Linked DNA regions of Mus musculus: regions 2, 3, 4 and 5 are each linked to region 1. Evidence: chromatin loops called from intact Hi-C (ENCODE). Cell type or tissue: heart. All regions are shown on one strand.

What was found. A loop is a pair of places that touch in the nucleus more often than their neighbours do. Peaks named below come from ENCODE experiments on the same cell type or tissue, not always from the same donor. Only the 100,000 strongest peaks of a DNase experiment are listed, where the experiment ranks them.
Region 2: a loop joins it to region 1, with 1.8 times the contacts of the local background. A loop is called at or near these places in 4 of 42 quality-filtered maps.
Region 3: it touches region 1 in a loop (5-fold over the local background); 7 of 42 quality-filtered maps call a loop at or near these places.
Region 4: a loop joins it to region 1, with 7 times the contacts of the local background. A loop is called at or near these places in 3 of 42 quality-filtered maps.
Region 5: it touches region 1 in a loop (2.2-fold over the local background); 4 of 42 quality-filtered maps call a loop at or near these places.

The regions. Positions count from the first base shown.
Region 1 is chr4:53,216,827-53,221,826 of GRCm38, reverse strand. It overlaps Lexis1 (a long non-coding RNA gene), which reads left to right and starts at 3,466. Exons shown (of 8, transcript XR_390567.4): 1 at 3,466-4,476. In heart, a CTCF peak has its summit at 2,398; DNase peaks (open chromatin) are centred at 2,256, 2,906, 3,616 and 4,006; H3K4me3 peaks cover 1,391 bases; H3K27ac peaks cover 1,194 bases.
Region 2 is chr4:53,334,919-53,339,918 of GRCm38, reverse strand. No RefSeq gene overlaps it. Among named protein-coding and RNA genes, the nearest start is that of Gm52737, 9.9 kb to the right of the region's middle. In heart, no CTCF peak of the experiment used is centred here; a DNase peak (open chromatin) is centred at 1,938; H3K27ac peaks cover 444 bases.
Region 3 is chr4:53,157,607-53,162,606 of GRCm38, reverse strand. Abca1 (ATP-binding cassette, sub-family A (ABC1), member 1) reads left to right here and starts at 2,712. Exons shown (of 50, transcript NM_013454.3): 1 at 2,712-2,931. In heart, a CTCF peak has its summit at 2,512; DNase peaks (open chromatin) are centred at 2,576, 3,186 and 3,776; H3K4me3 peaks cover 1,967 bases; H3K27ac peaks cover 1,553 bases.
Region 4 is chr4:53,352,107-53,357,106 of GRCm38, reverse strand. All of the region lies in intron 2 of Gm12496 (a long non-coding RNA gene), which reads left to right. Among named protein-coding and RNA genes, the nearest start is that of Gm52737, 27 kb to the right of the region's middle. In heart, CTCF peaks have their summits at 502 (motif pointing left) and 1,957 (motif pointing right); DNase peaks (open chromatin) are centred at 1,866 and 3,406; H3K27ac peaks cover 278 bases.
Region 5 is chr4:53,108,172-53,113,171 of GRCm38, reverse strand. It overlaps Abca1 (ATP-binding cassette, sub-family A (ABC1), member 1), which reads left to right. Exons shown (of 50, transcript NM_013454.3): 6 at 3,887-4,008. Among named protein-coding and RNA genes, the nearest start is that of Abca1, 49 kb to the left of the region's middle. In heart, a CTCF peak has its summit at 2,631 (motif pointing left); DNase peaks (open chromatin) are centred at 1,081 and 4,791.

The DNA of each region.
Region 1 (5,000 bases):
TCAGGGTTAGATTCCAGGCTTCCTTGACACATCTGCATTTTACATGGTTGGGGAAATGCCTCAGAGACCTGGTTTCCTCTGTGGAATTGTCACTGGGCTCAAAGACACTACGTAACTCATGCTAATTATTTACAGCAACTTTCCTGGGGACCCATGTCTTTCTCCCTGAGCAGGTTTTAAGATCTCAGTCTTTCTGCACCCTTACCCCCAGGAGGCTGAGCTCAGACATGCTGACCCCCCCCCCCCCCCACACACACACACACATACAAACCAGGAACAAGGGAAGTCTCAAGGCAAGAAGACATCTACCTGGGAGGGTAATGGGTAATTATAGCCTTCAGACAGAATGAGGTGAGGCTTAATTAACGGAGTTTCCCCTCCCCCTTCCCCAAGGGGCTAACACTTTCTAGTCTTATGCTAGGTCTTTCTGTGGATAAAAAGGGAGAATGCCGACTTTTCCAAAACTAGCAGGAGTCCCCAATGGCCTTTCTACTCGGGGCTATAATTTTCTAACAGGCTGTGGGGCTAACTGGGAATGAATGAACCAGTCCAGTTGAACTTTGCCTTCTGACTTGGCAATGGCACCTATTGGGAATGGGGAGGAGGACACTGTCTCTCTGGAGCTATGCTGGTGTCTTTACCCTCATTGGGTTTGGCCCCCACAAGATGCTGAGAAGAAGGTGGACAGTCCTTATTTTTCGGAGGAGGAGTTGATGAGCCACACACGCACACAGCTGGTAAACAATCAAGCCCTGGGCCTTGCCTCTCACTTTGCATTAAGATGACCTAGCATTCTCCTAGTTGTTACCCTTTCCCCAAGTGTCTGGGTAAGCAAAGAAAATGTTTGGGTTGGCCAAAGAGGGATTCTACTCTGTTTGTTTGCCAAAAGGTATAAACGCCAAGCCAAAGCCCAGACCCACGATTCAGGAGGTGCTTGCAGTTTGTATCCTGCTCCCAGGCCATGCATCTCTCCACACTATCCACCACACTGCCTGGAAATGCCTCCCTCCACAGTTCCCCTGACATCCTTAAAACTGCCTACCTTTACAAAGTAATTCTTTTTTTTTACCCATTTTATATACAAGGAAACAGAATCACAGAGATTCAATTGTGTGCTGAAAGATGATTCCTAAGAAGAATAGTCTCCACCGCCAACCTTTGATTCCAAATCTTCTGTTTGCTCCTCTTTGGAAGAAAGGCCTTATCTAAAACCTCATAGAGACTATTAATTAGCTTGTAGCTGTGTATGGTGGCACAGGCTGGACCTGAGTTCTTAGTGGAGATAGGAGGATGAGGAGTTCAAGGCCAGCCTGAAATACATATATCTCCTCCTCTTCTCCCTCTTTCTTCCTCTTCCCCCTCCCCCTCCTCCTCTTCCCCCTTCTTCCTCTCTCCTCCTTTTCCTCCTCCTCCTCTTCAAAAAGTAGTGGCTTCTGAAAGAATGAAGTGAAAGGTCCTTCCCAGTGAAAAAACAGCAGCAAAAATCACAAGAGGCTCAGTGAGAGCAAATGAACCAGAAAGAGATGTAGACCAGGGCTTTGCTTCATCCGTTCTCAGTATATTTACCAATGGTGTTCTAAGGCCAGTAAACCTTTCGCTAACAGATACATTGGTATATCAGACAGACTGAAATGCCTCTACTCCTACTTCCATCTATTCCTCTCCTTTAGTCAATCACTTAGGAAATGTTTTAATGAGCACATACTATGTGCCAAGCACAGTTGCAGGCACTGCAACCAACTTCACTCTCTGCCCTCTTCTATGTGCATCCCTGATGAAAGTCATTCATCTGGAAGGAGGGCATCACTTGCTGGACCTTCTCATTTAAAATTTCCTGTGATAACAAAGGAGAAAATCTACAGATGGTTTTCCAAGCCACCTCTACTAACCCCCAGCAAGTGTTGGATCTGAAGACCCAGAGCCATGGGAGGCGCTGAGTTTCGGCTTTTCACTTGTTGTAGGAGGTGGGGAATCACTTTCTTAGAGCCTCAGTTTTATCCTCCGAAAACCAGCGATCAATTATTGCACAAGACTCGAGAGGGTCACAGGAGAATTCAATTATAACCATCCAGCTCAGGGTTCAAGTATGTTCAAAGCTCTCAGCATGTGGGACTCTCAACAGGGTAATGATTCAAGTTCCAGGCAGCCATCTTCTTGCCAATGGCAACAGAGGCATCCAACAGCCTCCACGTCTCCCCTGGTCACCTCAGCAAGGCATGCAGACAGGGTTACTTTCGGGCAAGGGTAGCCCAATTGCAGCCTTTGTTTTAATCAGCCTGAGCAGCAACTCAGTGGAGGGCCCATGAGGCGGTGACATTCCAACTCCCTGAGACACTCAAGGGAGCAGATTCTTGGAAAGAGATGGGAGTGGGAGGAGGCTGGCCCACTTCTATTTCCTTTCCTCTGTCTCCAAGGCTCCTTCAGGAAGGGAGGACACCTGCTGCTCTCTCCAGCTCTTTGCAATTCTGAGGAATAGCCCAGAATTAAGGGATAGACAGAAGTAATAAGAGTGGGATCAGGTCCCTGCCCTCCCCTCCTGTCTGATATGCTTCTAGCTACATAGGCAACTGTAATGGGAAGGATGCTAATGGCTTCCACCAAGCCCAAAGATGGGGAGACTCCCAGATGTCTATAACTGCTCTGACCTTACAAGAAAAGCCACTGTTCGTATACTCTCCCGGCTCCCTCTCCTCTTTTTCTCTCTCATTGCTCTCTGAGCAGAAGGTGAGATGCCAGTCTGTGGGCCAGCCAGTCCTTTGATCTTGGCTTATCAGTGGGAAATTTACTGGTATTGTGGCACAGCAGTTTGAGCAGACTGTGCCAGACTCAGTACAGGATTTCCAGGGGAAGCAAGGCATTCTCCGCCTTCGGTGCTTACCACCTGTTTTCAGCGATGGACACATTCCAGACTGGGTGCCAGTTAGGGCTGCTGAATGGATATAAAAGCCCTCGTGTTGGGGAACGTCACAAACAAGCAGTCACTTCAGCCTGCCAGACACAGTGACAGCTTCTCTTTGAGACGCCTGGGGTTGAAAAAAACTCTAGCTGTTCTTTTATGAGCTCACTCCAATAAACAGCAAATTTATCAAGTGTGAGCAGTATTTCTGCCCTCAATGAACGAAGAACCCAAAGGGTAGCAGGTACCTTCATCAGAAAGGATAGAGTAACTTCTTATCGGAGGTCTTGCCAAAACGCACTCTATTTACCTGTTATTTACTCTGGAGCAGGTTTCTGGAACTCCCTGGGTCTCAGTTTCCTTTCTCATTACTTCAACAGATCTCTAAATTTAAAAAACGCAAGTGACGCTTTCCACATCATAGTAGCCATATTAAATAGTATGCCATAACTGTTTTTCTCCACCCCTTGCACAATTCCAGGTCCTCATTTGTTTACAGAGTGCCAGTTGCCAAGTTCTCCAAATCTCCTCCATTCGGGCATCCTTACATTACTTTAGCTCAGGCATCATCCACAGAAGTAAGTGCTTGCTTAAAGAAACTTGCTGCGTCTGGAAGGGCACAGGACAGGTCCTGCAGCAGGCCTGCCTGGGCCTTGGCCCAGCGGTGCCTGCTAGTTACCTTTCACCTACTTCTGCAGCGGCAGCCTAGCGGGGTAACTCCAGGTCAGACTTGGATCTCTGCGCGCCTGCGCAGAGCTGGCTGCCGGCTGCAGCTAAGCATCCCTAACGTTGTTTCTTTTTTCTTTCTTTTTTGGTGGTGGTTTCTGCTACTCTCGGAAATAAAGGCTGTGGGCCTTGCGGACGTGCTTTGATTTCTGTGTGGGCACGGTCCCAGGCCGGAGAGGGTAACCTGGACCTCTTCCCAAAGTTGTCACCTACCGCTAACACCCCCAGGCGCCCCATCCTTCCCTTCCCCCATTTCTGGACTTTCCGCTCCCCTCTCTCCCACAGCTTGGGGCTGCCCATCTCCTCGCCCCCAACCCCGCCCTGATCACTGCCCCTGGAAAAGAGCAAGGCTGACTCCGGAGCTAGAGAGGAGCACATTCGAGCGAGAAGCTACGTGGGTGCAAACAACACTCCAGTTTCTGCCCGGGAGGAGCCGGATCTAACAACTAGGTTGCAACCAGAGGAATCGCGCTAGTTGAAGGCGTCTAGGCTGCCGTGCGCCTCGGGGTTACTGCCGGGCATCGCGCGGGCGGGGCGGGCGCTAGGAGGGGCATGTCCTCGGCCTCAGGAACCATCATAATGGAAACACTCATAGGCATCTGGAGAGGTCTGAGGCTCTCATCCACACCAGCCTCGACGATAGGAGTCTGTGGTGGTCCTTCTGTTCTAGAAAGTGCCCTCTTTCCTGGCATCCCAAAAATCTGGGAGGGTCAAGGAGAAACTGATTTTCAAAAATACCCTTTCCTGCAGGAGTTCAAGCCCCTACCTACCGACCGACCTGTGGTCTCTGAAGTTGGACAATGCTCCCCAACAGGTGCAAACAGAATACCTGTTTGACCGGGCTTTGTCTCTAGGTAAGGTGAAAGGACTATGCTGCGCCCTTACATCTCTGGGTTAAGCATCGTTAACAGTAGAACTTGGTAGTTCATCTGATGGTCCCTGGGCTTTTTAGCATTGGAGGTGAGCAACTCTACAATTTTCAGCCCGTTGTGTCATGTTGCCCCTCTGTCCCACAAGACCTCCAGGGAACAGTGCTAAGCTGAATTAATTACCTTCAAAGTGAGGCCTGTGTTGTGTGAGTGGACATTTTGAGGTCTGCTAGGTTTTTTTGAAAGATGACAACTTTTCGGGACATTACATTGAGGCAAAGTATGTAGTTCATTCCCCCCAAAGAAAGGACAGATTCACAGGCACACACCTTTTATTTTCTTACTCTGCCATAGCCTCCGTACAGTATCCAGTCAGTTGATAATAGACTCATCCTCACATGATACAAGAAAATGTGTGGTTGGTGGGAATAAGGGTCTTATGCTTTCTTTTTAATATGAATATATTTTAAAGAAACTCTTGAAGGTATGGGTGTCTCATGAGAAACAAA
Region 2 (5,000 bases), 120 kb before region 1:
CTCCTGCATTATAATGCAGGCCATTGTTTGATTCTGGGAAGTAACTGGGAGGGTGGGGCATTGTCCTTAGAGCTCTGTGTTACTTCAGTGAGTCTCCACATCCTGTAAGGTTGACGAGGACCCTTCCCTTTCTGACTTAGGAAACCGAAGGTCAGAATACTGAATATCTCATAGCCTGTATTGTTCTTACAAGAGATTTTGCTGGTGACTTCTTATTTCTTCTTCTTCACTTCATTAACTTTTCATTTGGAAGTCCGGGTCCTCTCTGCAGCTATTCCACGGCCAGCTGTCTCCCATGCCTGCTCATTGCCAATCAGAGGTAGTTCTTATGAACCCCAGGGCTCTGTATTCCTGGGCCTGCTGCCCTTAATCTGTTGGCAGTTTAGGTTCACGATGCCACCAGGCTAGGCCAGCGGAAGGGGCTGGTTTCAGCTCTCAGAACAAATCAGATGAGTAGATGACAAAGGCTGCAGATGGGGAGAGCTGGACGACACAGAGGCAACCTTCGTCCTGAGGCTGAAGCCTGGCAGTTTTCCCTGACCTGCTTCCCAAGGTCATTTTCCATCTCTCCTTCCCAGAAACAGCTCGTGACTCACATTCATTAACACACCTTCAGTCTTTGTGTCTTGCATTCTCTCTGATTCCTCCCACCCCTCCCCACCCACTGACTCTATGGCTTTCAAGATCCGGCCATCAATTACCCTCCTGGCCTTGATCCTTAGAATTTTAGGTACTGAGTCCCTGTGTGAAGAAGTGAAGCCCAGGTAGGGCTGTAAACATTCACTGAATAGATCTGAGATGCCCTGTCTTTAGTAGACTCCTGGGTGGTATGGGTGTTACTGGTGTGGCCCATACTTCCTGTAGGCGAGCTCTATGTGTCATTTTTCTCTTTGGTCCTTATTTATGTATAGGCTGGAGTCGTCTTGTGTGTTCCTCAGACCCAATTAGGTTCAGGATTTGTTGGTCATTGTGCTATCTGCATGTTTGTCTGCGTGTGTGAGTGAATTTGTGTGGGCATGTGTACACGTGTACACATGCCCACATGCATGTAGAGGGCAGAATTAGCTGTTGCGCATTGTTCCTAATCTTCTTCACTTTGGGTTTTCTGTTTCTCTCAGTCTCTGTCTCCCCAGCCCTTGTCTTATAGGTGCATCTCCACATCCAGTATTCACACGGGTGCTGGGGAATAAAACTCAGCTTTGTTAGCCTTGTCATCTCTCCAGCCCTTCACTGACAGTTTGCTTGGAGGATGGGTAGAAGGTCACCTCAGAGAGTGACAACAGTTCAAGGGAATGCGATTCCTAGTTGAGAAGTATTCCAGGTGAAGTAAACTGTGTTTGGCTTCCTAGTGTCTTTATTTAATGATCAGGGAGAAAGAGGGACATGCAATTAGTTCTTTTTGCACTTTGAAGAACACTTAACAAGATTCCTCCCGGGATCAAGGACAAAGTATGTGAGGCCTGAAGTTGCACTGAGATATGGGAAGCGACTTTTTCTTTTCTTTCTTTTTATTTTTTTAATGTAGGAAGGGGCTCTTTTCACTGAACCCTTTCCATTTTGGGAAAGAGAGGGGAGGAGAAGGGAGGGGAGGGGAGGAGAAGAGAAGGGAAGGGAAGGGAAGGGAGGAGGGAGGAGAGAAGAGAGGAGGAGAGGGGAGGAGGGAGGGGGGAGGGGGGAGAGAGGAGAGGGGAAGGGGGAAGAGTGGAGAAGAGGGGAGAAATTAAATCACATTTGTTTTCCTGAGGAGAGCATGTATGGCCACAGCTACCCAAACCCAGATTTCCTTTGCCTCTAGGTCTTGAGAGGAAACCAGCTGTGGAGTTGGCGCCTGAGCTGCTTTAAGTTGTGTGAGGAGATTCCCCCCTCCTCCCAGAGCAAGTATGAGCATTAGTGGAGCGCTGGTCTTCCCTGTGGAGTTGTAAGCCAACCTCTGACACCCGGGCAGCAGACAACATTCCCTTTCACCTACTTTCTTCTCCAGGCGTTCCGTGCATGCTCGCTGTCCACGTGTGAGCAGCTCTTGATGACTGGGTTTGCTTACACCATTTCTTCCTCAACACCAAGAAAGAATAGAGGCTCTCTGTGAGCCGTGGAAGTGGGGACAGCAGGGGATGTGAGAATGTCACTTTAAGAAGGGAAACTAATGTGACCCAGAGATTGTGACCTAGTGTCAGGTGGTCCTTTTCTCACACAAAGGTCCTTTGTTTTATGGGAAGACATAGGGAAGTAGAGAGGGGCACATGGGTTGTTTGAGGCAAGCTAATGGTGACTAAGTCATAAAGGGGACATATATATATATATATATATATATATATATATATATAGTGTATGTGCATATTCATATGTATATGATATGTACATCTGCATATCTGTATATCTACATACCTGCATATACACACATGTGTGTCTTCAATGCTTTCAGTTAAAATCCAGGCTTTAAGTCTAAAAACCACTGTAACAATTACACACTCAAATGCATAGATTCTGGCCTCTTGTATCCTCAAATAAGAATCTTTCTACATCTGTCCTTTGGATCAGATTTTTAGTTCTGACCATGCAGCCCATACGGACTTCATAGCACACTGTGTGATCACTTCTGCCCTAACAAGTGGGGTTCCTTTGATGTTTTCTTTGGGTGTAGGATATTAAAGTAGCACAAAACTTTGAACACCGTTCTTCTGAATGTATCCATTGTGTGTTGTACGCACCTGTGTGTGCTGATGTGCCTGTGTGCCTATGTGTTTGTGCTGATGTGCCTGTATGCATATGTATGTGTCTGTGTGTGTGTACATGCGTGTGTGTGAGTGCACGTGCATATAAATGCCGAGGTCAGCCTCTAGCGCTGTTTTTCAGGAGTTCACCACCTTTAGTTTTAGACTGGGACTTTCATGGGCACAGGTTAGCTCAGGGATCTGCCTTCCTCCGCCTCCCTAACCAAGGGGTGCCAAGCAGCTGCCATGAGACCCAATTTTTAAGTGTGGATTCTGGGAATTGAACTGAGACCCTCATGCTTGAAGGACAAGTGCTTTGCCAACAAAGCTGGTTTTCTAGCTCTGGAAATACAGGTTTCAATTACAACTATACAGAGCTAATAAATTTTCATTAAAAAGGTATTTCTTTTGGAGTAAAGTTCTTTTAGCTTTGATTTATTTGTTGCAAAACACCTAGAAAATTTTAATTTCTATAGAGAATGTGATTTTTCCCAAATATAACTATTTAGAACTAAATATCTGATCCAAAGGACAGGGGTAGAAAGATGCTTATTTGAGCTACAGGATAAAAGTCTAAGAAAGATGCATATAAACTTATTTTCAGTGAATGAAATAATATTTTAAACATCATAAGAGTTTATCACTCAAACAAAACCTAGTAAGAGATATGTTGGTAAATACAAAGGGCAGTGCTTTGTAGTAGATTTATTCTAGGTGTTCATATGTTATAAATTATTATGCAATGGTGCATGCAAATATCTTACTACTTACTTTGCATTCAAAATTGGGTGGGTGCTTTTAATTTTTTGCCTGTATTTTCAAACTTTCTATACTAAACCCAATTAACATTTTAAGAAACACCACCAATGGTATTCTTTACAGAATAGATACTATATTTGCCAGAGTCACCCTTTCTTGAATCTTTTGTGTAAAATGAGGATATGTGTTCTCTTTTCTGTTCTCTGTAAGGAATGCATAGCTAATAATTTTCCTCTTGACTCTCCTCTAGGCAAGATCCTACCAAATCTTGCCATCATATTTGCCTTCATGTCAAGACCAGCATCCTCTGACTGACAGTGAGACCCCCACATACCCTGACATCATTTTCTTTAGTTTCCTAATGTCGGTAATGCTACACTGTAGCCAGACACATGCTACACTGTAGCCAGACACCTTTCTTGTTTCCAGTCCTCTCCTCCTTGCATTCTTTCCTGTCTCAGTAGCCTCATCTTGTCATTTTTTATTTCCCCAGACTGAGATCTTTCTGTTTCTAAACTTAAGGCTGTTCTTTTCCACACTAGCATTTCCAGTTTCAGGACTTCTAGGGGGCCTCTAGTCTATACTACTACCTGGGTTTGAGCCTTAATGCTGATTGGCTGAGGCAAATTGCTGGCAGATAGCTGAAGGGATTGATTTCCGGAGATGATAGAACATCTGGATGCATGGTGAAGGGAGAATTAAGACAGAGGTGGCACTGGCTTTTGCACCTGGTGTAGTTTCCTGTTGAACTTAGGGTTTCTCTTAAGTCAAACCGACTATCACTTCCAGAAAGGAGAGAGGAGAGCCTTGTTTGGCTCATCGTGTCACAGTGACTTTAGTCCCTCCGGGCAGTGAACTCATGGTAGCAGGAGCTCGGGCCAGTTTCTTGTTTATACCCTAGCAAAGAAACAGAGGAAGCAAACTGGAATGATGTTCAAAGACCCATCCTTAGTGGACTATTTCTCTTAGCCAGGGTGCCACCGCCTTCGAATAGTACCATAAACTGGGGCCAGTCATCAAGACAAGAGTCTGTGATGGATATGCAGATACAGAATCATAACAGACCCCGAGGCAGCTGCCTGGGCTGGAGACACAGCTGCTCAATGAGTGCATTCTCTTTAAGACTATTCTGCATGTGAAAGCAGGGCCAGAAGCCCTCTCAGGTCACTTTGGATAACTCTGTTTTACTCGATTTTGTACAATTACCAGTATTGCAGGTAGATTCAGGCATTTTGTTTATAACTGGAAGAAATTAAAAAATGGAAACCATTAAGGCAAAAAGAAAACAAACAAAGCCAAACAAACAAACAACAACAACAACAAACCCCAAGAAACAAGAAACAAACACTCAAATGTATCAATGAACAATTTGAATAACCAGCTTGCAAGATTGTAAACATGGCTTCAACTTGGCCTCCAGAAAAACTGGGTCCCCACAGATGGATGCTGCCAGTCCTTTTCTCCCTCACTAATCTCTTCTTGATTTCTGCACATTTCTCTTCTCCAACTGTAGACAGCCTTCATCCTCAT
Region 3 (5,000 bases), 59 kb after region 1:
TTTCAGCTGCAGGGGGCCAAATAGTAGGTATCTCGGGCAAGAAACACGTGTAGTGAATATCTTTTGTTAAAAAAAAAAACCAACAACAAAAACTTCTCTCTTTTAAGGAAGGTGTTTGTAGACTGTAGACTGGCTCCTAGATATGCATTTAAACTATCCTCTAAACACTGACTTTCAGGGAATCTTGATTTAAAAGCCTTCATGGGATGATAAAATTGAGCTTCTTGTATCTCTATGACCTCTCTAGCAAGGTCAGTAGAGCCATAGTTGCCTGAAGGTCAAGTCTGTAATTAGAAGATCCCAGGGTCAGCTCAGAATAGAACCTCAAGCAACCCAGGGTATGTTTATGGAATCCACTACTTCAGAGCAACAGTAACAAAGATAGGCCTTTCCACTCAGGTAGAAAGGGCTTCCTAGGACAAGGTTGGGGGTTTGGGTGAAGGTGTTATACATCAGAAGACATGGAAGGGAAAGCTCTCTGGAGCATGCTCAGGAACAAACTAACCAGGGGTACTCAAAGGATGGAGAAATTCCTGCTTTGAAATTTCTTTCTTTCTTAAGTGTGATATCATCTAAGTTCTAACTGTTGAAATCCAGTAGTTGTGTCATGAGGTGCTGTCCTGATGGCAGGTCATGTCACTTGGTGTCAACAGGTGTAACCTGGATGAAGCATTTGGCCTCTGTAGGTGTCGAAGGGTAGAGATTTACAACATGCATACACATACTGCCAACACTGCAGTGTATTTGTGCATTTATTGCAGTGAGAGTTGAATAGGGGCAGATTCCTAACCCTACAGGGCTTCCTAGTTAAACACTGCAAGTTGGATTTCAGGGTCATTGCCTTCATATAGTGAGGATTCCAGGATGCTCTGCCCGGGGCTTCTTTCTTCCCACCCTTTCTTCTTTCTCTGCCTCCTAACTACCTGATTTGGGTAGCACTTACATGTCACCTACGCTCTTTTAGAGAAACCCAAGAAGTTAGCTTTTATTTTTAGGGTAAAAAAGAGAGAGATTTATTTATGTACATGAGTGTTTTACTTATGTGCACATGTGTGCACCACGTACACACCTGGTGCTTATGGAGGCCAGAAGACTGTGTCAGCTCTCCTGTAACTGGAGTTACAGATGGTTGTAAAGCAGCAAGTGGATGCTGGGAACAGAATTTAGTAGGAGTACTCTTGGGAACCAAATTCTTCAAAGTACAAAAAGAATGTGTGTGTGTGTGTGTGTGTGTGTGTGTATTTTAGGTGCTAGGAGATATGGGGGAAATGAGGGAAGCTGCATAAAGACTTAATCTCCTAAAATCATGCAAAGAACGATCCTTTCCCCTTAGGCGTTTTCCTTTGTACACAGATGGTCACACATATTATTTTAAATTCTTTGCCAGTGCTGGACTTTTAAAAGTCTGGCATAGGAAATGGTTTATAGGGTATGGATGTCACTAGAGATTGGCACTGATGTTCAGTCAGTAGGATTCTGGTGTTGGCACTCTTCTTCCGAGGACTTCAAAAGTTCCAACGAAATTCATTTTCAGAAAACTCTGAGGCAGAGAGAACGTTCTCTCTTGAGAGACAGGAAGCAAGGGCCAAGGATGTAGCTCTCAGCTGGCTGAATGCTTGCCTGCTATGCAAGAGGCTGGGTTCCATCTCTCCGCACTGTACAAATGTGGGTGTGGTACTCTGTTCCTGTAATTTTAGGCCTTGGGAGGCAAGAGGATTAGGAATTCAAGGTTATTGAGTTTATGAGCAGACTACATGAGACTCTGTCTCAATTAAAACAAATAAAATAGAGGCAGAAAAACTTTATCTAACTTTGGTCGTTTGACATCATCAAAACCCACTCTTGTGACCACAGCTGCCCCTTGTGGCTTATAGGTACCTATTACTAGTGGAGTGTGTGTGTGTGTGTGTGTGTGTGTGTGTAGAAGGTGCAGACTAGGTCCCTGGAAGGTGTGTGTGTGTGTGTGTGTGTGTGTGTGTGTGTGTGTGTGTGTGTGTAGAAGGTGCAGACTAGGTCCCTGGAAGGTAGAGATCTTCTCTTCAAAATCAATGTAAAGGTTTGAGGCAGACACCAAAATAGGCTGATATTCACTGTCCATTCCACATCCCTTCCCCCAATCTAGGACTTTTAAAGGAAGAAAAGGAAGAGACCGAAAATGGTTGGCATCTGGGGGTGGGGTGGGGTGGGGAGTTTTCCTTCCCAAGTTGGGGGCTGAGCAAACTAACAAAAGGAGAGGGGGGAGAGTGGGAGTAAGGGAGAGCGGGAGGGAGAGAGGAAGAGGGCATACACACACAAACAAAACAAACAAAACTCAAAAAGCAACACCCACAAAACCCCAAACAATTGCAGAAAGAGGAGTTTAGAGAACGAGCTTTTCCCCTTTCCTCCTCTGCCGGGAATGTGGAGTCCCTGGCTCAGCGCAAGTCCGGAGTTTCCCGTTTCCCGAAGGCTAGCAGGTCAGGGCCAGGGCTACAGAAAGCGGGCCCCACAAAGCTCTCACCATGCGCCCCCAGTGCCCGCTGCGGCGGCGCACTGTCGCCGGTTTAAGGGGCGGGCCATGTCTCCACGTGCTTTCTGCTGAGTGACTGAACTACATAAACAGAGGCCGGGAAGGGGGCGGGGGAAAGAGGGAGAGAACAGCGTTTGACCGGTAGTAACCCCGGCGCTCGGCACAGCCGAATCTATAAAAGGAACTAGTCGCGGCAAAAACCAGTAATTCCGAGGGCGAGCGAGCGGGCCGGGACCGGCAGAGCCCACTTCTCTCCGCGGCGCAGCGCAAAGCTGGGCAGGGGGCGCCGCGGGACCCGCGCAACCACAGCCGGCTTGGGGAGCTGCTCTGCTCCCTGTTTCCCCCCACTTTTTTCTTCCCCTTTCTGGAAGGGTTTGTGCAGGGGTAGGGAAAACAGACTCAAACAGCAAAGTGGAAAACAGGTAAGAGGTTCTTCAGTGACTTGGGCATTTTGTTTCGGGGCCAAGGAAGCGTTGGGAAGCTCTCCGTTTTGGGGACACTGGGGGGACTCGAACTCCCATGTACCTTACTTCTGGGGATGCAAATAGTACAGGGGAGGCATAAACAGGGAAAGAATGTTCTGGGACGGGCCCTGTCGACCCTGGGACTCAGAACTGCCGCACTCGGGTCTCCCGGAATCGGAGACCAGCGAGAGCATCTCCGGCGTCGGAGACTCGCCTCTTGGGCGCAGTGTGAGCCAAGGTTCCCGGACGTCCTCGGGGTACAGCCAGTGGGGTAGGGAGAAGGGAATCCTCTACAAAGGGTCTCCTTTTGTCTGGCGCGGGGTAGGCCGTCGCCCACAAGTGTCACATCTGAGTCCTCACTCCATTATTTAACTGGTTTGTGTTGGCCTCTGACTTGGAGGTTCTCTTCCCGGGACTGGGACTGCATGTCCTTGTTTCCAAAGAACTCTAGTAGGAAGTGTCCTAAACGGGGTCTTTTATGTTACTGCTGCTTGAGTTCTCTGGGCTTTGTTCGACTCCGGGGTCCTGCCCACAGGCTTCCTGCGCTCTGGAGGGCTGCAGTCCCTGGCGCAAAGTGGGAGACCACTTTTGTTCCTTCTAAAGACAGAAAACTTAAGAGAGTCTGCAGAAACCCGAAACTGGGGTGCCCAATCCACCCTCATCTTACTGCTTTTTGCTAGTCTTCCCTTGGGGAGACTTCGGGCTGAGCACCGATTGGGAAGCTGGGGCTAGGTTGTGCAGCCGAATGACCGCAAGTAACCCCATCGGGCAGCACAGAACTCGCAGCTCGGGTGCTGGGCCGGGCTCCGCCGCCAGGGGGTGGGGGCTGGGCGGCCTGCGGGTGGCCCCTGGAGACTGGCCCGCAGCGCCTCCTGGCCGGGTAGCCTAGGTATGGCCTGGTGCGGAGTGAGAGTCTCTAGTCCTTTTGCTTCACTGTGAATCTGGTCAAAACTGGTGTTTCCAAACTGGGAGGAAACCCGAGGCCAAGAAAGCCAGTCTATGTTTTCATGTTGTTGTTTTTTTCTTTTTTGTTTTTGTTTTTTGTTTGTTTGTTTGTTTCCTGACTCCCAGACCGTTGCTCAATGAGGTTCTTGGGGATGTTGGCTGATGACAACCTTGTGGATAGGTGCCTGTTTTGGTTTCTGCACTTACCTCTGGAAAAGAGAGAAATACTTATTAAACTGTTTGCTTTTTTTTTTTTTTTTGACTTTGTGTGTTTGTTTGGGAAAACTAAGTGTCACTAGAAATAATTAGTTTGCCCCATTTGCTGCAATGGTATCACCATTCCAAAACAAAACAAGAATTTACTTCGACATCCTTCCAAGGAAGTGGGCAGAATAAATGTACAATAAAGGACAGATAAACAAAAGGAACACTTCTGGCTTAAGATGTAGGCCCCCGGTAGAGTCTACCTTGTACAAGACCTTGGGTTCTAGCACCACCAACCACAGAAGCAAAGCAAAACAAAACAGCACAAACCTTCCTTGAAGAGAATTGGTACACCACTTTCTTTCTGTGGCTCAGCCCTCACCTCCCACAGCACACACCTGACACATGCCTGCAGGCTCGAAAGCACACCCTTACCTCTTAGTCATAATTCGGAACCCTGACCCAAGTATTGATACTCTACAAGACATAAATGCCAATTAAAAAGGAGTTGTTTATCATCACCACTTTTCTTTCAGCCCATTTTTAATATTCTAATGCACACATAAGGACAACGTATTGCTGTTCCCATTGTTGAAAAACACTTCCCCCACATCAAAGGAGGTATAGACAAGCATAGAGAATATTTGAGTGGATAGTATATCAATATATAAATAATAAAGATAAATTACAGTTTCTATTGTAAGCATGTCTTTTCCTCAGCGCTATCACAAGTCATTAAAATAGGGCTTTTTTTTTTTTAAAGAAAGGTGTGATGCACAGAATTGATTATTATCTATGTGGTAACAAGTTGAATCTGAGGGTTGAGGGAAGGAAATTTTCAGCAACATAATGCTCATAGTACCATTTTGGAGCAAAAA
Region 4 (5,000 bases), 140 kb before region 1:
TGTTTACTTGTGCTTTGGATGTTGCCTACCAACTGTAGTTTATAGGGTTGCATCAAACCTGGAGAGACACAGTTAGTTCAGTCTTTAAAATGGGACAATATGATTACCACCATGCAAGAACGTTCTCACACAGCAGTATGCTGGCGATGGTTCTTCCTGGCTTGAGCAATAATCTTTTCCCCACATGTAGCCATGTTCCATGTTATTGAGCTGGTAGCTTGAAATTGGTCATTGAAGGAGTACTTAAAGAAGATGCGACTTTTTTTCTTGTTGCTTTGAGGCAGGGTCTTACTGTGTAGCCCCAGTTATCCTGGAACTTACTGTGTTGACTAGACTGGTCTTGAACTCGGAGAGATCCACCTGTTTCTGCCTGTTGAGTGCTGGCACTAAAGGTATGCTTCTGTATCTTAACGAAGGACATTTTGTCTCCTTAGAGGACATTTGGTAATCATTAGGGATATATTTTGTCATAATTTTGGGGTTGCTGCTGACATCTAGTGGAGCCAGGCATAGCACTTATTATCCCTGCAATCTGGAGGACAGATTTCCCCATCTCCATAGCAATAATTCTCTAGCCCCACATGACCTTAGTGTTGAGGCTGATTTTGAATTATACCAAAGCAGGTGGCAAACATAAATGTGGCCAGCCTGCTCCCCAGGTCTGTCCTGCCCTCATCTTCTCTCCCTTTATCTCTCTGTTTTTGGGTACCAGTTACCAGCTAACTCAGAAAATGATTCCTTATATCTATGTCAAGTAAAATCCGTAATTCTTTTCAGAAGCCGACTGGAAAAATATGATTTCAGACGAGTGACAGGAACTTCTCCCCCGGGTAGTTCATTCAGGCTGTGGGTTGACAGGCTTTCTGCACAGGGAAGGGGAATTAATCGTTTAAACTTGGCAGACCATGTGGCCTCTGTGAGAACCACCATAGAGTAGAACACATCTTAATTCTTAAAGGAAGGGACATATATCTGTGTTCCAATAAAACCTTAGTTTCAAAGCATGTTGATAGTTTGCATATTTGGAAAAATAGCTCAGTCTGTCCCAGTCACTTTCTCAACCAAAGCTTTATTCTGGTGTCGCATGCCTTCATCTTGTGTTCAAAAAGCCCCCGAAGGCTGTTATTGGTATCCGGGTCGGTATCACAGCCTTCTTGATGATGCTGGTGCTTTAGCTGCGTGTTCTGAGATCCTGTCCGCAGTTCCTGCACAGAATGGAGAGCCTTATTAAATACCACAGCTATAACACAACGTCTGTCCATTAGCAACTGTGCCAAGGATGCTGACCAATGACAGAGGAGAACCTGGAGAGCTTTGGGAGAGTCACATAATTCTGTGGTTCTTGCCTAGAAATGCTGAGGTCAAGCCTAGGAAAAACCACTGCAATGCATTATGGGCCTCATCATCAAAGGGAAGAGAAATTGTGCTATGCCAGAGGATGTGACTTCAAAGCACTGCTTTATTTTTCATGGGGCATGTGGGGGGTTATTCATACCAGTTCCCACGTCCAGACTTGTGAGATCTCAAGGACTTGGGAGTAAACTTTGGCCCATCTTACTGGTTGCAGTCACTACATTTACTTTATCCTGATCATGGAACTTTGGAATTAAAAATACCCAAATGGAAATTAGTTTAGTTTGTTGAACCTGACAGCCCTCTACAAAGAGCTTGAGGAAGCCCTGGGCTGGGGAGCTGTGCTTCGATGGAGAGAGGACTTCCAGCTCCTTGGTCTGGGAGCAATAGAGAGCTTTGCAGCTTCAGCCATATCTGTAGGTTCCTTTACAGTTGTAGTAGGAGTAGTGAGCAGATGGCAGTCGAGGCACACCAGTGCTGATAGAATCACTCTCACCCCACGCCCAATCCCTGTGGGTCAGGCCAGGACTCTTGAAACCAAGAGGTGCAGGACTGCCCTGTGTGTGCACTTGGAGCCTGGCTAAGCAAGTACGTTCATCTTCCTCAGTCACTAGGTGGCAGAATATAATTAAGATGTCAGAGTGTCTCCTGAAACATTGGAGGATGGTTTTCCGTCCCTACTTTAATGGCCTCCTTCATTACTTTGCAGTATTTGCTAGTGACATTCAGGACTGAGGTAATGGCATAAACATTTCCCTCCGCAAACACATCCTTGCATCTATTCAGGTTTTTAATGTTTTTATTCAGCTGTCCCATCTCTTAGGAAGAAGTCTCTTTAACTCGAAGTACATTCCATTCCGGATGACTGCTCCTCAGACCTCCCAAACTTCCAAGTTTTACCCGTTATTTTGTTATTCATTAGGGGACAGAAATACATACCTTCTTGCCATCTGTAAAATTTCAAATCATTTTTCACATTAAATATGAGATAAATCCATCGTGTAGATGAAAGCTCAGTGAGTCCATATGGATAATAAATATTTCTTAGTAATACTTATTTACTGATAACAGATTTGTTGGTTTTCCTAATGTTAAAGAAAATAGTCACTCATGTGAAAAAAGTCTGAAAATTTGGAAAGGAATATGAAAGGAAAGATAGACAGCAATCCTATTATTCAGAGAGACCAATTAAAAAGAGGTTATGGTGCCCCAGAATAATTCATCTTATCAAGCTGATGATGGGAAAAAGCTAAAAAGCCTCTTCATAGATAAATGTAAGCCCATTAAGATCTGATCCTTGGCTACCTAAAATTCTAGGTCAGCACTTAAAACAGAACATGCTGTTTTTATTAACATTTTATTATAGCAGATTTTAAGCATGTGCAGAAAAAAACGCAGAGAAGATGATAAACCCGCTGTGTGCACTCCACACCTAGCTTTAAAAATGAACAGTACAGAACCCATCTGACTCATTAATACATGCCAAAATGTCTTTCCTTTACGATATTTTGAGGCAAACCCCTGACTTGTTTTGCTTCATATTTACCTAGGCTAGTGCTAACCTTTAAAATAAAGTCTATTGTGCAGCTTTGGTGATCAACCCAAGTAAACAAGGGAATATAATCTCATGAATCACAATAAGGGTATGCAAAGCTACTCACTCTCAAAGAGAGTCCTAGCCTTGTTGAGGGTGGGGATGGTCTGGCTACTGGGTCAGACTCACTGCTCAGAGAATCTGGAATTAATTTTGCTGGGGAAAAAAATATAACCTGAACCTAGAGTGGATCTGTCTACAGCCTCTGTGTGACTGCAGACAAAGAGGACAAAAGAACAGAAAGCAACACATCAAACGTGGGAGTGGCTCATTGCAAACAAGGGTCTCTTCCAGTGCAGGTCTTTCCTGTGCCCTCTGCTGTCTTGTCACTGGGCTCTAGGCCTGAATCTGCAGTGCTGAGCCCTGCCTTTTAAGGTCTTAGCTTCGAGTTCAATTTTTGCTATTTCTTCAGTTTGCCTTTCACATTTGTCCTGATCAACACTGACCCACAGATCCCGTTTCACCCCTTTGTCCTCACTGGGTCAGGTGCATCTTTTCTGCAACTCTTACTGTATTTTCTTCCTTCTCACTTCCTCTTTATACTCCCAGGGTTCTATGGGGGTTCCAGTCAATTCCTCTTTCCAGAGTGCTGAGACCATACACTTGGCTGGATGATCTCACTTCCCCTGACTGCTATTTTCCATGCACTGGATGCTTGCCACATGCCAGGCTCTACGTGATATGCTGGGTGGACAAGAATGAAAGAAACAGAACCTCACCTTTGAAGAGCTCACAGGTTAGCTGGTGTCTAGGTGAGTTGGGGAGTTTGTGATGTATGAGAAAAAAAAATTAGTCACGGCTAATATGTATACATCAAAGAGGATAGGTCTGTTCAGGGTACCCAGGGAATGCTTGCCTAGAAAGGGCATTTACTTTGTGTATTTGCATTTAGTTCATTTTGAGGTCCAGTTGATGTAAAACTAATGTTTTACAGCATTATTTGACAGGATTATTTCTGCATCCATTCTAGCCCATTTCAGCTTCCAAATAAACGACACAGAGACCTGGTATTTTTTATTAACAAGCTGCAAGCTGGGCAAGTTCTGAGCTATTCTAATCTGCCTAGGCTGCCTGCCTACTCCCAGACACATACCCCATTCCTTGCCATCTGATCTTGCGCTGGCTTGCTCCGGTCCACATGTGTCCTTATGGCTGCTCTCTCACGGAGACATCATGGCCAATCCTCCACACTTTGTTCTAGTCCTTGTAGTCCTTTTCTCTTGGAAGTTCCTCACTGGGATTGGAAGTCTTGCCTTATTCTCTTCTTCTGCTCAGCTCTTAGAGGTGATGCAAGACACTTTTTACATAACATTGAGACTGGAGATGTTTGACTATGTCAACATCTGGAATGCAATCAGATATCTGGGCATAGAAATCAGCATAAGAATACACAGCACACAAAGTCATCCCCCAATAGGTTTTACATATATATGTATATGTATAAAATATATATTGCTATTTACAAAAATGCACACAACTCCCATTCATATTTTGCCTGTCCCAGGTTCTCCAAAATTGATTGATTATCTATTTTCTTATGTGTCTTTCTAGTTCTATATGGATATGTGAGCAAAGACACATTTTTCTTTCTTTGAAAACATGTGGCAGCATGTTGTACTTTCTGGTGTGCACTTGTATGTTATAGAAACATAATGTTATGTAGAGACAAGAAACTTTAGAATCAGGATATCTGCATTCAAACACCAACTCTGTGATTCACTAGCTGTTTCAACTTGGCAAGTCACTCAACATCTCTCTGGTTGCTTTCAATATTTTTATCTCTCGCTTTCAAATTCTCATAGCTTATTTTCTGCTAGACTAATAGTCTATTATGTGCACACAATACCCAGCATTATTAGATCTTGAGGTCTCTTTCAGAGATTCTCTTCTGTTTTGTGTTCTGTCTGCGCGTGTTCATGAGCTGTACTGTTTAACTTTTGAGGCTTTGCATTATACTTTATGATAGGGCTGATCTTTAGTTGGTGACTTCAAAGACGATAGTACTTACAGTGTCCAAACACAGCAAATAATTACCCTGTCTTGTTTAATGAGA
Region 5 (5,000 bases), 110 kb after region 1:
TACCCAGCCATCTGTCCAGCCAGCCAGCTATCCATCCATCTATCCATCCATCCATCCATCCATCCATCCATCCATCCATCCATCCAGTGGCTTCACCCAAGATTACTAGCTGTATCAGTCATCTGGCTTGGTTCATTCTTTGCACTCTCCTACACAGCTAGCTGCATACAGAAGACAGAAACCAGCAAGGACAAAGCCATTGTGGTCTGTCTTCATATCACTTCTTTTTTCTTTCCCCCCTTTCCTCTCCTATACCTCAAATCTGTGATAACCAAGAAAATCCCTAGAGGGAAGATCTGTGTTCTTATTTTTTCCTGCACATTGCTCTATAGTGCAGTAAGACTGCCATTTTAGTGACAATTAATATATTACCATTTAATAAACATTTGTCCCTAGCCAGTTGCTAATTGCTCAAGTGTATGAATACGTCTCTTATCCCCAGGACTTTAAGGTATAGTGGCATCTTATGGCCACACAGCTAATTTATAGCAAGAAACAGCATTACATTTTGGGCTTTATGGTCCTAAACTTCTTTTTGCCTGCATAGTTTTGTTTTGAGGCTTGGACTTCCTGTGTAAGCACGGGTGTGGAACTTACTCCGTAGCCCAGGCTGGCCTCTAATTTGCAGTTTACTGCCTCTGCCTCCTGACTACTGACATTACAGATATGCACCACCACATCAAACTTGGTTAGATTTTTTTTTCTTTTTTTAATTCTCAAGACCCAATTCTTGTCCTTCACAGTTCTGGTTCATTGTGCTGGGGGGTGTGGCCTGGGCTTTGGGATTTTTTAAAATTCCCAAGTGGGCCTAGCAGCCTCCAAGGTTAAGAGCCATCATACCACACACCTTTGTCTTCCTGTGTGTGTATGTACTGCAGCTGTCAGCGGTGATAGGACAGCAGCAGATAATGTGTGCATATCCACGTGACCAGACTGCAAGTTGTTTGTAGCCAAGGCTCTATGGCCTTCCTGCATCATCCCCACCCAGCATCTGCCACATTATGTTCATGCACTGCCAAGGGCTGTTGGCTGTTTAACCAGCTTCTTTGGTTTCTGTGTCTCATCCAGAGGATAGGCAGTTGGTGTTTGATCACATCCAGCTGTTTATCTGCAGCGTCTGTTGACATAACGGAAGCATCATATAAACATGCTAAGTACATTTGCTGGTCTCCAGAGTGTTGCTGGGTGACCTAGGTCCTTTCAGAGTGCAGTCTGGGTCAAACCTCCCACACTTCTGCTGCCCTGAAGGAAGGAGCTGTTCTGAAGTTCCTACGTAGGATGCTGTGTACTGCTGTGGCTTTGCTCAGGAGGAATTTGTGTTCAACTGGCTGATCTGAGTGTTAGGTCATAGATTTATTCTGTTCTATCAAGGTTCACAGAGCTCTCTTTTGATCCTCATTTTTATAGGTAAGGCCATGGAAGTTTAAGTAGGTCAAATAAACTTAGAAATACATGGATACAGAGCCCAGAATTTGGTTTCCCAGTATGAGGTGTGTGTGTGTGTGTGTGTGTGTGTGTGTAGAGCATTGCTCATATTGAAAAAAGTGCTCTATTGAATGATCTATTCTCCACCTCTTCTTTTGAGATTTATGTACATACACAAACTTAAGTATTGTGTGTTTGTGTGTGTGTGTATACATACACACATACATAACTAATTTATAAGCATGCCTGCCTTTTCACCTCAAGCTTTGGCTGAAGCCTCTCTGCCTGTCTTCCTTCCTTCTCCTTACCCCCCACCATGGGGATGCTGGGATGTTCTAGATGTTGTTGTCTTTGAAAAGACACTTGTGGTCAGGGTTCTTATTTCCTCCTGGGCTATAGCCTAGAGATTTGATGCTCTTGCCCTCCTTGGTCTCTTCCTGGACCCACTAATCTCAAAGATCCTTCTGAAGTCTTTCTGGTCACCTCATCTAGCATTCAGTCAGGTGTCATTGCTGGAGCAGTAATTTTGTACCAGGCTTTGTTCCAGGTATTTGGAACACTAAGATAAAAGACCTATTCTGCATTTTTATAAGTTAGAGTTGAATGCAGGCTATACTTAAGTAAAATAACATTTCATAATATATGGCTTCCAGACCCGCTGTATTGGAAATGTGGAGGCTGCTTATTAAAATGGAGATTTGTGGGTGGTCTACCTTAGAACCCCTGGTTGTAATCTGAAGGAATAGACACCCAGAAACTAGTTTTTGTGTGCCTCTTAAGTGAATCTTAGGTGTTCTGTGGGTATGGCAACTCAAAGAATTGAGTTCAGTGGTAGCAGTGTGGGGTCTTGTACGATGGAAACACCAGGCAGATGACAGATGGCTGAGTGCTGATTTCAAGGAGGGACATTGACAGGCCTCAGATCAGCTGTGGCATAGTATGAGGAACCCTAGGATAAAACTATAGATGAGTTGAGGAGAATCACTGTTTTATCAGCTCCGTTCAAAATTACTGAAGTTTGCTCCATGCTGAAGATGCCTGGGTCATTTGTATCTATTAAGAATCTGCTTGGACTGTTTGTCTCTACGAAGGGAGACCCTTTTAGATCCCAAGAGAAACGGTTTCATCAGTGCACACTGCAGTCTTGTTTTCAGATGGAACCCCTCTTCGGGTAATTGATTTGAGTTTGTAAAGTTTGCCCTCTAGTGGTCAGCCACTTGGTCCCAGATGAGCTTGGTTTTGTTTTTGTTTTGGGGGGGTGGTGGTGTTGGTTTGTTTTAATTTCAAAAAAGAATTCGGGTTATTAGAAGTTTAAAGGGGTAAGGAAGAAGAAAGATGAAATAGTCAATAAAATAAGGCAGGAAAATGGTTGGTGTTTCAGGCAGGCACCACTCAGCATCTGCTCAGAATCCTCTTGCTTTACAGATGATGGGGCCCAAGGCTCAGAAAGGTGCTAAAGAAATGAAATTCAAGTGGTACTATCATACCTAGCCTCCAGCCAGAGACTGACGTTCTGAATTCTTGGCCAGTGCTCTTTTCTATTTCATGCCACTGGAGTGAAGCCTTTTTTCGATGTACTCGGAGAGCTTATTGTTTAATGGGAGTTGGTACTTGGAGAGCTTATTGTTTAATGGGAGTCGGAATGAAAGCCTTTAGCAGTCACTGCATTTAGTAAAGCAAAGGGTGGGATTTCAAACATACGTTTACATATTTTTCTCAGTGTTTGGAGGAACTGGACTTTATAGTTCTGAAATCCCAGGTTTTGTTCTGAAACCAAGAAGAGACCATGTCTATTTAAACACCTCGATATGCTCACAGGACTCCCCTGTGATTCTTGGAAGTGTGGTCCCAGGCAGGCAACATCAGCACCACCTGGGAGCTTGTTAGACATGCAGCTGCTGCAGCCAGAGCTGGCAGAAGCAGATGCTCTGAGACTGCTGTCCAGCCGGCTAGCTGAGGCAACCCATCAAGCGATTCTGGTTCACAGAAATGTTAGCGAGCCATTGCCTGCTGATCTGGGAGATTAGCCCCTGTGGCTTGTGGAAATAAGGCACTCAGTATTTTCAGTGCTAGCTACGTGAGGCGGCACTGAGGAGTCAGGAGCAGCAGGGCTCATGTCACAAACCTCAGGTAGGATGGATGAGATCATTTAAAAGGGTTGGTTTTTCAATTGGCAACAAGGAAAGACCATGTGTGTAACAACACCACTGTGCTGTTGGACTGTGGGAGCCCACACTGAGTGTGGCTCAACATGTCATCAGAAAGCAATCTTTTCATGTCTCTGCCAGCGAGACGGAGCTCCTGAAACTCACTTCTCGGTGTATGTAAGCCAGAAGCCTGTGGTCACCCATCCGTTTAAAATGAAGCAATCAATATTCTATTCTCCACCTTCCCCATAGCGGTTGAGTCTTTTTTTTTTTTTTTGAGTTATTAACTGTAAACAAACACAATTTTCCAATAGATTTGAAGCTCCAGGATTTTCTGGTGGACAATGAAACATTCTCTGGATTCCTGCAGCACAATTTGTCCCTTCCAAGATCTACTGTGGACAGCCTGCTGCAGGCGAATGTTGGTCTCCAGAAGGTAAGCTACTACCTTCAGCTAAATCAGTGGGGCCTCACTATTACCCTGTTGGGGGCCCTGGAAAGAAAGAAAGAAAAACCCTGGCCTTTGAAAAAGCTGTGAAGGAAATGGTCAGGCTTCAGAAGTTTAGTTTCATCTCATTTGACTCGTGACTCTGGTTGTCACAGACGAACCCTACAGTGAGTGGGGTGTGTCACCCAGCATCAGGGCCAGTATGCTGAAAGGAAGTTGATTTCTGTGTCTGTCCTTTGGCATTGTAATGACTCCCCCCTAAAGGGGTTATATTTTCTGTTAAGGTGAATTAAGAAGCTTTTTTTTTTTTTAAATGTTGTTCTGAAATAAGAGCCAGAGACGTAGATTCTTAAACTGGAATCTATCACAAAAGATTAAATGAAGCACTTACTGCTTTTTAAAGACAGGGAAGCTGCATAAAGAGACTTCTGATCAACTTTTAAGTGTATGTAATATTAGTGTTTACATAGGCTTTGCATCTTAGGGTCCTAGAGAACTTCTTCGCCATCATTTATTTTTGTACCACTCCTGGGCAGAGTGCATGGCTATATGTTGTTCCCCCGAAAGCTTTTTCTTCACTTTATTCTCTGGCAGAAAGGAGAATTGACCCCATGTACAGCCTTTCGGCTCTATACTGGCTTGACTTTACAGTAAGCAGAAGTCATGGGCGGGGCTGATGATTGAAGAGGGCTTTGCTTCACATGGCTGAAAATTTTCCAAGTTAGAAAAAAGAAAATGTGCTTACTGCATGCTCTTATGAAACTGGGAAAATATGTCTTGTGTTTACCAATTGTGTGGCTGGGAGGTGGGCCAGAGGCAGCAGACTTTCGAAATCATTTCATTTAGCATAATTTCCATTGCCCCCTGCCAATTTCATATCTGTTGCATGCCATCAGTTTAAACTAAGAGGCATCCAGGGAAGGTCTTTGCATGGTAATTTGAGTTTCAGTGTCTTAGGGGTTCTTCACCACAGCATGGTG